Linked DNA regions of Homo sapiens: regions 1 and 3 are each linked to region 2. Evidence: chromatin contacts called from ENCODE Hi-C or POLR2A ChIA-PET data. All regions are on one chromosome and are shown on one strand. Each heading gives the region's core, a stretch centred on a gene start or an enhancer-like site at or near the end of the contact. The rest is flanking DNA. Distances are from core to core; before and after follow the strand shown. Region 1 overlaps IRS2 (insulin receptor substrate 2). Region 2 overlaps MYO16 (myosin XVI). Region 3 has its middle 61 kb from the start of LINC00676.

What was found. A loop is a pair of places that touch in the nucleus more often than their neighbours do. ChIA-PET counts read pairs that join two places held with the same protein, here RNA polymerase II (POLR2A). Pooled maps may share reads with other maps.
Region 1: a map of mammary epithelial cell shows a loop between it and region 2 (5-fold over the local background). The contact joins two enhancer-like sites. A Hi-C loop is called at or near these places in 9 of 168 maps with a recorded cell type or tissue (A673, GM23248, PC-3 and 5 more), 1 of 37 single-sample maps with no recorded cell type and 3 of 50 pooled maps. POLR2A ChIA-PET finds 5 or more read pairs at or near these places in 2 of 52 experiments (HEK293 and MCF 10A).
Region 3: a loop to region 2 is called in a map of endothelial cell of umbilical vein, with 2.3 times the contacts of the local background. The contact joins two enhancer-like sites. A Hi-C loop is called at or near these places in 2 of 168 maps with a recorded cell type or tissue (A673 and endothelial cell of umbilical vein) and 1 of 50 pooled maps. POLR2A ChIA-PET finds 5 or more read pairs at or near these places in 1 of 52 experiments (A673).

The regions. Positions count from the first base shown.
Region 1 is chr13:109,763,373-109,766,833 of GRCh38, reverse strand. All of the region lies in intron 1 of IRS2 (insulin receptor substrate 2), which reads left to right. Among named protein-coding and RNA genes, the nearest start is that of IRS2, 21 kb to the left of the region's middle. Within about 2 kb of position 1,798, at least 4 of the 41 ENCODE cell types and tissues checked have a DNase peak (open chromatin) inside an H3K27ac peak, as active enhancers do; they include A673, where a contact is called at or near this core.
Region 2 is chr13:109,145,840-109,149,217 of GRCh38, reverse strand. The region is part of intron 32 of MYO16 (myosin XVI); the gene reads right to left. LOC105370356 (a long non-coding RNA gene) reads left to right here. Exons shown (of 5, transcript XR_931717.3): 3 at 73-170; 4 at 457-636; 5 at 2,049-2,261. Among named protein-coding and RNA genes, the nearest start is that of MYO16-AS1, 20 kb to the left of the region's middle. Within about 2 kb of position 1,842, at least 4 of the 41 ENCODE cell types and tissues checked have a DNase peak (open chromatin) inside an H3K27ac peak, as active enhancers do; they include A673, where a contact is called at or near this core.
Region 3 is chr13:109,665,640-109,669,118 of GRCh38, reverse strand. No RefSeq gene overlaps it. Among named protein-coding and RNA genes, the nearest start is that of LINC00676, 61 kb to the left of the region's middle. RefSeq lists an enhancer at 2,377-3,479. Within about 2 kb of position 1,923, at least 4 of the 41 ENCODE cell types and tissues checked have a DNase peak (open chromatin) inside an H3K27ac peak, as active enhancers do; they include A673, where a contact is called at or near this core.

The sequences.
Region 1 (3,461 bases), core at 549-3,048, 620 kb before region 2:
CACATGCAGGGGAGTCAGAGCCAAGGTGGATGAGGCTGGGATATCTACATGCTTGGTGGGGAGTTGGAGTCAGGGTGGATGAGGCTGGGATATCTACATGCTTGGTGGGGAGTCGGAGCCAGGGTGGATGAGGCTGGGATATCTACATGTTTGGTGGGGAGTTGGAGTCAGGGTGGATGAGGCTGGGATATCTACATGCTTGGTGGGGAGTCGGAGCCAGGGTGGATGAGGCTGGGATATCTACATGCTTGGTGGGGAGTTGGAGCCAAGGTGGATGAGGCTGGGATATCTACATGCTTGGTGGGGAGTCGGAGTCAGGGTGGATGAGGCTGGGATATCTACATGCTTGGTGGGGAGTCGGAGCCAGGGTGGATGAGGCTGGGATATCTACATGCTTGGTGGGGAGTCGGAGTCAGGGTGGTTGAGGCTGGGATATCTACATGCTTGGTGGGGAGTCGGAGTCAGGGTGGTTGAGGCTGGGATATCTACATGCTTGGTGGGGAGTTGGAGTCAGGGTGGATGAGGCTGGGATATCTACATGCTTGGTGGGGAGTCGGAGCCAGGGTGGATGAGGCTGGGATATCTACATGTTTGGTGGGGAGTTGGAGTCAGGGTGGATGAGGCTGGGATATCTACATGCTTGGTGGGGAGTCGGAGTCAGGGTGGTTGAGGCTGGGATATCTACATGCTTGGTGGGGAGTCGGAGCCAAGGTGGATGAGGCTGGGATATCTACATGCTTGGTGGGGAGTTGGAGTCAGGGTGGATGAGGCTGGGATATCTACATGCTTGGTGGGGAGTCGGAGCCAGGGTGGATGAGGCTGGGATATCTACATGCTTGGTGGGGAGTCGGAGCCAGGGTGGATGAGGCTGGGATATCTACATGCTTGGTGGGGAGGAGGAGCCAAGGTGGATGAGGCTGGGATATCTACATGCTTGGTGGGGAGTTGGAGCCAAGGTGGATGAGGCTGGGATATCTACATGCTTGGTGGGGAGTTGGAGTCAGGGTGGATGAGGCTGGGATATCTACATGCTTGGTGGGGAGTCGGAGTCAGGGTGGTTGAGGCTGGGATATCTACATGCTTGGTGGGGAGGAGGAGCCAAAGTGGATGAGGCTGGGATATCTACATGCTTGGTGGGGAGTTGGAGCCAAGGTGGAGGAGGCTGGGATATCTACATGCTTGGTGGGGAGTTGGAGTCAGGGTGGATGAGGCTGGGATATCTACATGCTTGGTGGGGAGTTGGATCCAAGGTGGATGAGGCTGGGATATCTACATGCTTGGTGGGGAGTTGGAGTCAGGGTGGTTGAGGCTGGGATATCTACATGCTTGGTGGGGAGTTGGAGTCAGGGTGGATGAGGCTGGGATATCTACATGCTTGGTGGGGAGTTGGAGTCAGGGTGGTTGAGGCTGGGATATCTACATGCTTGTTGGGGAAGAGGAGCCAAAGATGTGGATTTCCTCTGTCTCCACATCCTTGGGCAAGGACTGGTGATCAGCTGCTGCTGTCTTATTTTATTTGCTTCTCCAGTAAATGAACTTTATATAGTTGGTAGCTTGGCGTTTTCCATTTTGCATTACTGAAATTTCAATAAATAGTGCTTTAGTTAGATGTAAATCTCTGTCATTTGTGGCAGAGGAACTTAAATGTCGGCCTGCATTTTAGGGCACCTTTTTGTATAGAGCAGAGAGAAGGGAAGTGCTGTCCCCCAGTGGCCTGGACCAGGCGGAGCCCAGCCTGTTGATGATGCATTGTGTGTGCTTGGCATGTGTGACGTGGCAAGGGATTCATGTTCTCTGTGGGCAGCTGCCTGAGTAGTAGACATGTGAGGCCCCTTCCCGGGCATTTTGTCCTGTCCTCAGGACATGAAGAAAGCAGCTAGGCAAAGGCACTCTTTGCAGCTTTAAATGGCCTAGAGTTACCCCCAGAAAAACAATTCTACTTCTGTTCCACTTCTGTCCAATTAAAACAAGTTTGTTCATTTTATTTTAGGAGCAATTTGCCATTGTTTTTGTGCATTCGGCAGTTGTTTATTTGCTGCTTGCAGTTGTGGTTGTTCGTGGTATCATTCACGAATACAATTTTGAACGAGGAAGAGCTGTGATGACAAATGCACTAAGAGACACCACTGTGGCTCTCCACAAATTAGCCAGAACATAAGGGTGGGAGGAGCCTGTCTTTCCCTGGCAGCACAGGGCTGCCTGGTCTTAAGAAGTCTGTAGTTGAGAACACAGCATGTGGTTACATGTATACATTATTTGAAGGTGCACAAAGCAAAGGGAAGCCAACCACAAAATGCCAGTTGTGCTAGTAGCATGTGCTTCTTTATGAATGAAAGAACATACGCATTTTTGGTATTAATTATTTATATATTTTATACATGAAATCTCATTTGACAGGTTCCCTGTGACTCCACTGGGGAATTCAGGGTGGGAGAGGTAGTGCCCCCATCTTCATAAGAGGGAGCAGACTTAGAGACATAGCTGTAGAGATTACACAGCTGGTAAGAAGTGGTTCCTAGATGCTAGCCCTGGGGACCCGGCTCTGGTGTGGCGACAGCGCCTTTCACACCTGTATCCTGAGAGTCGTGGGAATGGCATGTAGTTTAAAGTACAGAGATGGGGGCATGGAGTCATTCCTAGGCTCCCAGGGAAGAGCAGGATGTTTTTGATATGGCCGATTAGGAAGAATGGGCACTTTGATCTCTGCAAAGAGAGCCTGCGCTTCAGTGACTAAGTAGGATTTGACCCTTCAACCTTGACTCTAGTAGATGGCTCAGTTAAAGGCTACGTGGTGATTCTTAGGAGGCTTTTAAATTAGATAGATGGATTTGTCCCTGGAGAGACAAAGCTGAAATCCTATATCACATAGATGTTATAGACCGAGGAGGGGGGATTTACCTACAGTTATTTAAGCTTTTAAAGTAGAAAAAAGGTCCAGTTGAAATGATATATAACAACAGGCTATCTGGAGATGGATATATTGTGAATAAATAATTATTCTACATTCTCTTAATTTGGCAGCAAAAATATAATTAGGTTTTATAATTTCTGATATAAACAATATAAACATTGTTATGGTGTACATAAAATTTTTTTAGATTAGTAAGAAAACCATACGTATAAACATGTGTTAAGTCTGAGGAAAGAATTACGTCGTTCATTGGCTATTTGCGATTTTAATGCACCTTATATCACTTGGCCCAAATACTCTTAGGGCAGAAGCATAATGCTTACATTCACATTCTCAAATGACCCAAGAAAGAGAAAAGATTTGGACCCTTAATGAGTTGTAGATCTCATATATAAACCTTTACTTCTGTTAAAGGAAGAATGCTAGTGTAGGATGTATTTAGCAATGATTAGATTTATTGAGCACTTTTGTGTTATGCATGAAAAATCAAATAGAATAGCGGTAGCTAAGAGAAATTCATTCCAAAAGTGTGCTGGCTTCATAAATGATT
Region 2 (3,378 bases), core at 593-3,092:
TATACGTATGCACCTAGAAGCGCTGCTATGGTTTTTGTTCATTTTCTTCCTCTGGCTCTTTGCACTTTGTAGGAAAGATCCTAAGAGTTAATGCTGAATTCCTATGTGACAGAAGAGAAACAATGGAGATAATTCAGAGCCTTGTCATCAAGCTAACAAGGAGCTTCCAGGTACAAAGCCTATCAGGCTCTGATTCCATGCAAGGAAAGTCATTTTCTCCTCCTTCTTCCTCAAAAATGCATGGCTATATTCTAAAGGAACCACACACCCTGAAGTTTCATGTCTCAACCTATATTCATCCATTGGCCTGCAGTGTCTATTACCCTGACTTCTGCACCTAGAGAGCTCCATCCACCCATCATCCGCCTCTAACATTCCTCTTGCCCTTCTGCCAGCTCTGGTTGCAAGGCCCTCAGATTCTCTCAGGCATTTACCTCTTTCTTCTTCTGGCTGCAGAAAATGCCGTGTGTGCACATCTCCTGCAGCGGCTCCTCACTTTTCCCACGTCACTGACATTTTGGGAGGATCCGATAAAGCTTATGAAGCCTCTGCCCAAACAAGTGGCATGTATACCATGGGGGCTCATGGGCCACTTGGAGCTCAACTACGAATCCACGAGTGGTTTATGGCCCTCAGGTTAGAAATTCTCTCCTCTTTGGAATTTCTTTCACTGAAAGTGGATGCACCTTCTGTCTCTTATATGGTCTGTGAGAGGGCAGAGGCAATGCCAGATTTGTTTATCAGTGTTTTGGATTTCCAGTAGCAATCCCTGTGCTTACATTAAGTACATGCTTATTGGATGACTGTAAGGGAATTAGCTCCACAAGTTAGTGCAAGTCTGGTTTATAGGCCTCCTGCTTGCACAATTTCCCTGTATGAATTATTGGGCATTTATATAGAGAAAGCGCTACAAGTTGTGAGAAAAATGTCACAAACATTCACAACAAATCCTTAGGCATTAAAAATATATATTTCTAATTAATATAGGGAACAAAGAGCTTTGTGCTCTTAACATAGATAAATTTGGTTACTGATACATTTATTAACATTGAAAGTTCATTTCGAAGTGTAGATGAACACAGTATTATTTCTACTAGACATTTAGGGGATTAAAAACAATGAAATATATAGCTGCAAGTCTCAGGCACAAGCACTCTTGGCTACTACAGAGAGGCAAAGAAATTAGAAAAAAAATCCTTTTCTTCCAAAGAGACATATTCTCTTCTTGTCAAGCCCAGGTCTATTAACATGGCAAAGGAAGAAACTTCACACAGCTCCTGCTTGCTTAATGTCCACTTAGTGATAAATGGAGACCCCCCTTCTCTGGGGGTGTTAATCTAGTTTCCCCAAAGGACTTACTCGTTTGGAAAATGAGGAAAATTATGCATTGATTTAAAATGGTTCTGGAATGCAGAGGAGCGCCCCACTTTGTATGAGACAAGAATTCAGACAGTCACAGATCATCAGCAGAAGAGCACCTCAGTAAATTATCTTCCACACTTTTTCTAATTTTCATGAGCACTCCCACCCCCAACTCCCCACACACAAATAAATCACTGTGGGGAGAAATCATCAAGGGGAGTGAAAAAGATTTAACTGCTTCAGACAGGATAAAACACTACAAGACCCGCACATAGGCAAGAAGCCTGGGGGATGCTAAGCTCTGCATCCCATTATGGGATGTCAAGATTTGCATAAGGCAGACTAATGTCTCATACTTCAGTCTCGTTTCGATGTGTCAGAGAATAAATGACGATAATGTTGGAACTTCTGTTTCAAACATCAGGAGCAGAGAATAGCAATTTGCACACACCGTCCTGGAGCACATCCCAGGTTTCCATGAGTAATTCAGGGGCATTTGAGTCATTGTAAAGCATCCTGCATCTTGTCGCTAAACAATGAATGGGTAACTGCACTTGATTTGGCATAGAAACATCTGAAACCCATATGATATTGACTTAGGATGCAATTGCGTGTCTTTGAATTTTGATCTTTCATAGTTAGTTCTACCTGATATAATATTTAGAATCTTTTTTTTTTTTCTGTAGTAGAAGGGGCTGTCTGCAAGTGTTCCCTTGGAGAAATTTGCAGAGTCACATTGCTTGGTGGAATGCTAGCCCAAGAATTATTTTGTTTGTGTCGTGAAAAATGACGCCCTGGCTTCGAGAATCAGGCTTTTGTCATGAATAGCAGCTTCATGCTCGTGAAGACTGAAATGGATTGATTGGTTTGAGTACTTATTAAAATGCCTTAAGAATAAATGTTTTTTTCTTCTTAAAGAACATCTATGATAAAATATTTATAAATATTTAAATATATATTATTTAAATGGTTTGACATTGGTTTTCTTTTTTCTCTTTCTTTTTTTCTTTCTCTTTTTCTCTTTCTCTCTTTCTTTCTTTCTCTCTTCTTTCTTTCTTTCTGGGCAGTGTATTGCTCTGTGGTCTAACCTGGAGTGTAGTGGAGCAACCACGGCCACTGTAGCCTCCACTTCCCAGGCTCAAGCGATCTGCCCACCTCAGCCTCTCAAGTAGCTGGGACCGCAGGCACATGCCACCATGCCTGGCTATTTTATTATCATTATTGTTTTTTTTGTAGAGACAAGGCCTGGTTAGCTACTTTGCCAGGGCTAGTCCTGAACACCTGGGCTCAAGCGATCCTTCCACCTCAACCTCCCAAAGGGCTTGGATTATAGGCATGAACCACCATGCCTGGCTGATTTGACATTGGGATGCACTTAAAAATGATCCAGTGCCAGAGGAGGGAAATGGGCAGGAGTAGAGATGAAATAGGATGGGCCACAGAGAAGGTTCATTAATCTATTCTTTATACTTTTGTCTATGTTTGAAATTTTCCATAAGGAAAACTTGAAAAACAATTATTTTGTAAACAAATGGCCCTATGGAATAAAAGTATATTGTAAAAAAATTGTTTATAAAATACTCTCACTCCAAACTCATAATGTTCTTATTCAGAATATTTATGTAATCAAATAAAATATTTGAAATTAATAGTGACTTCCATTTAGCTTATGTGATCCTTATTAAGTAAAAATGCCACAAGAGCTAGTTCTATCAAATAGATTTGTATGTCAAACTGCTCTTTTATAGGTAAATTTTACCTCAAACAACTATTTAATAGCCACCTACTATATGCAAAGAAATACTGTACATTACAGCTTTTTTGTTGACATCATTTTTAGTACCTGTTTATAACTTATAAGCTAAGGATGCACTGTATCAGAATGTAATAAAACTGAATTTTTAAAAAATATTTTGAGTCTGATTTTCGTTAATTCGGCCTGGCTGTCTTCCACTTTCTTCTCCAGATTTCTGAGATGTACTGCATTTTTTGTCAAGACCCTGTCTTCCTGATCTT
Region 3 (3,479 bases), core at 674-3,173, 520 kb before region 2:
TAGAGAAGCAGTGACATCCCTTGGACCTCCGGGAACAGCAGCCCTGTCTGTCTCTGAACGGGCCTTCCTCCCTCAGGCTCCTCTCACCCCTCGGGGCTGCCCTCAGGGGAGGATGGCCTCACCCAGTGAAGGTTAACTGGGCCCTTTGTTTGCAAATGGCAGGACAGGAGCTGGTGCTAGCTGATCATGAGGCTTTTTACAGCATCAAAGTGCTGCAGTTTACTAAGAAATCAGGAAAGCATATTCCAAAACAGGGTTGTCTTCTAGGAAGGAACAGAGAGGACTCTGCCTTTCTACTTTCAGGCATCCAGCCCTGTATGCTCCACCAGGGTATCTGTGAGGAGAGGCAGCGTGAGCAGGCCCAGTGGAAGCAGGGATGGAGAAGGAGGGGTCTCCCATAACTCACTGCAGATGCTGAGTATAATTAAAATGTGAATTACATGTGTCTAACATGGTAAAGAGGCTCAGGTAACTGAGCGAGGTTTTCTCCTTGAAGGTAGAAATGTCTGTGTAAGGAGGTCATTCCACCTTTTGGGCTACCTTTAAATGAGTGTTTTTGAAGTGGTATTCTTTAAAAAAAATTTTTTTAAATGCAATCTGTCCTTGTTCTCTTTAAAGCAAATATCTACAGAGATGTTTATCACATTATCATACCTCTGGTTGGAAACAATATTTTTGACTTGATGGATTTTATATTTTCACTATTAGAAGCTACTCCTTTATTCCCAAGTATAAAATTCTAGCTTCAAAGTAAATGCTTGGCCAATCAACACCAAATAAGGCAGGAAAAAAAAAAAAAAAACGCAGAAAACTCACAAAGCCTCAGATTATAAGGGGCCTAGTCAGGTTTCAGAAACTCTAGTCCAAACAGGCATTCCTAACCTAGCCCAGGCAGCTCTTACCTCAGGCACTTAGCAACGCGCAGGCCTTTTGAATTTGCTTAAAACTATTAAGAAGTAATTAAGTAGTTAGAGGGTCTTTTTCAGCCCTGAGGTCCAGGAGGTGGGCTAAATGAAAGAAAACAAGCGCAATCGCTCAGCCTTGTCTTCCTTCTAGCTGACCTTGCACGCTAATAAATTCATCCTGTATTTTTCTGCTACTGCCAATTTATGGCCTACAGGAAACTAATCTTGTACAATAACTACCTTCCTGTACTTAGTTCCTAAATAGAGCCAAATGGATTTGGTGGCGGAAGAGCTCCCCAGCACTTCCTGTGAGGCAGTTGCTGAGCCCAGCAAGATCTGATAGAGGCTTGATGCGCTTATCGACTCTGACGATATAATTATGTTCTTGTTTTGGCTGCCCTGCACTTAAGCACAGAAAATAAAAAAGCAATCCTCTGTACAACGCCTACCACAATGATTTAAACTTCAAACTGGAGGGTAAGATGTGTATTTGAAACAAGCCACGTAGGCACAGTTATGGTGAATTTAGGGAGTGAAACACACAGGTGATCAATATTTCACTGGAGTCTTTGATATAAAATATATATCTGCTCTGTGATTTCAAAATATTCACAAAGGAGTAAATTTTTTAATGAGCTAATGAAAGAACTGTGTTTTCATTTCAAACGGGAAGAGAGGGAGAAAGAGAGAGAGAATAGAAATATAGAGCCATTTCTTCAGTAATAGTTTACAACCAGTTTGCCACAGGCTTGGATTAAAGTAAGGAAAGGCTGTCAAAACGCAGGGTAACCTGTGTGATATCTTTTCAGACCCTCAAATAGCTCAAATACTACGCTGGGAAAACTCAGAGTTTGTCCTTTAAAGAACCTGAAAGTGTTTAATCTTTGATAAGTGCAGGCTCCTCAGGCTTTGCCGCTTCCCCACACCGGATTTGCCTGCCACTCACCCATACCGATCTGATGACTTCATGTGGACACGGATCGGTCCCGTATGACAGCGTCTTCTTCCTGTGCTCATTTATTCTAGAACTATAGCAAAGCTGCTAATGCAAAGGGAAGCCTTCTACAAAAAGGATGAAGAAATCACCCTGACCAAGAGACCGAAGCAAAGATGAAAGGAAGGCATAAATAATCGCAGCTCGGGTCCGATGAGACTTATTGCTGGGGCTTTCAGACCTAGAGAGGTAGCAGGGGCGGGGTGGGGGTGCCTGTACGCGGGGGCGGGGTGTCCCACCCAGTTGACCTGGATTAGAGCCCATGGGGCTGCATTCCGGGCTTCCGTGTTTCCCAAAGTTATGTGGTGGCGGGGGGCCTGGCTGTTAAGGATCTGGGGATGTGGTTACCTATGGCCTCTGAGGGTGACACCAGCTGTCCAGCACTGTGAAATCAAACAATGGTAGTGGGCCAGAAAGATGGCTTAGCTTCCTCCTGAGTATGAGCAAGTTTCCGTAACTGTGAATCATCCTTCCCCAACCATAAAAGTGGGCATATTAATACCTGTCTTGTAAGAATCCTGTGAAGATCAGGGATAACAAATGCAACTTAATAAAAGTAACCTGTTATGTGTTGGCTGGTGATGCCATAAATGTATTTTGTAAAATCTTTATAATGGTGACTAACCAATATATTATTATTAATAGCAATAGGAGTATTGTCTGATTCAAAGGGCGCATTTAGATTGTGGTAATTCTGTGTGTGGCTGGATGGGAGACTGGAGGGGGCTGGAGGTTTTAGGATGAGTGGGACAGGGATTATTAGAAGTGGCTAATAAAGAGATCAAAGAAGTAACTTTGTTCCTAATTTTTAAAATCATCATTCTACCTCACTCTCCTAAAAGTGATGAGGATCATAATATTTATGCCTTACGTTTATACAGGACTTTATACTTGAATATCCCTTTTACATCTCTGGTCCGTTTTAGAAATTTGAGCCTAAACATGGGAAGCAGAAAAAAAGTCAATGTGGAAAAGCACTGTGCCCATCCCAGTTTGGCCAGAATGATTTCAGATTGTTATCAAGAAAGGGAATAGCGGCAGCATGGTTTGGTTTTCCTCTCTCAAGAGGACTGGACACAGGGAAGGAACAGGAAAAAACCTCCTGAGCAAAGCAAGGTTCCAGAACAGACTAGTTCAAAGCCTACACATGGTTAGTGCTCCGTGGAGGTGCCAGCTCACGGTTGGTGCACCGTGGAGGTGCCAGCTCATGCTTAGTGCACCGTGGAGGTGCCAGCTCACGGTTAGTGCACCGTGGAGGTGCCAGCTCACGCTTAGTGCACCGTGGAGGTGCCAGCTCACGCTTAGTGCACCGTGGAGGTGCTGACTCATGGTTCGCGCACAGCAGAGGCTCTGCGTTTTGGGATTCGTCTGTTCTAATTGTAGCCTTTCACTTACTGCCCTAAGACTGGCATGGAAACTATGTCTTTGAGTGATGAAAGGGCATCCGGTGTGTGGAAGCTCCTTGCAGAGTTTCTCCATATTGTCTCCTTGATAGAATGTAGCTTACTGCTGGCTTGCTTTGCACATGGCAGTCACTCGGTGCATGCTGGTGGAATAATTGAATGGAAGCTCCAGGGCCA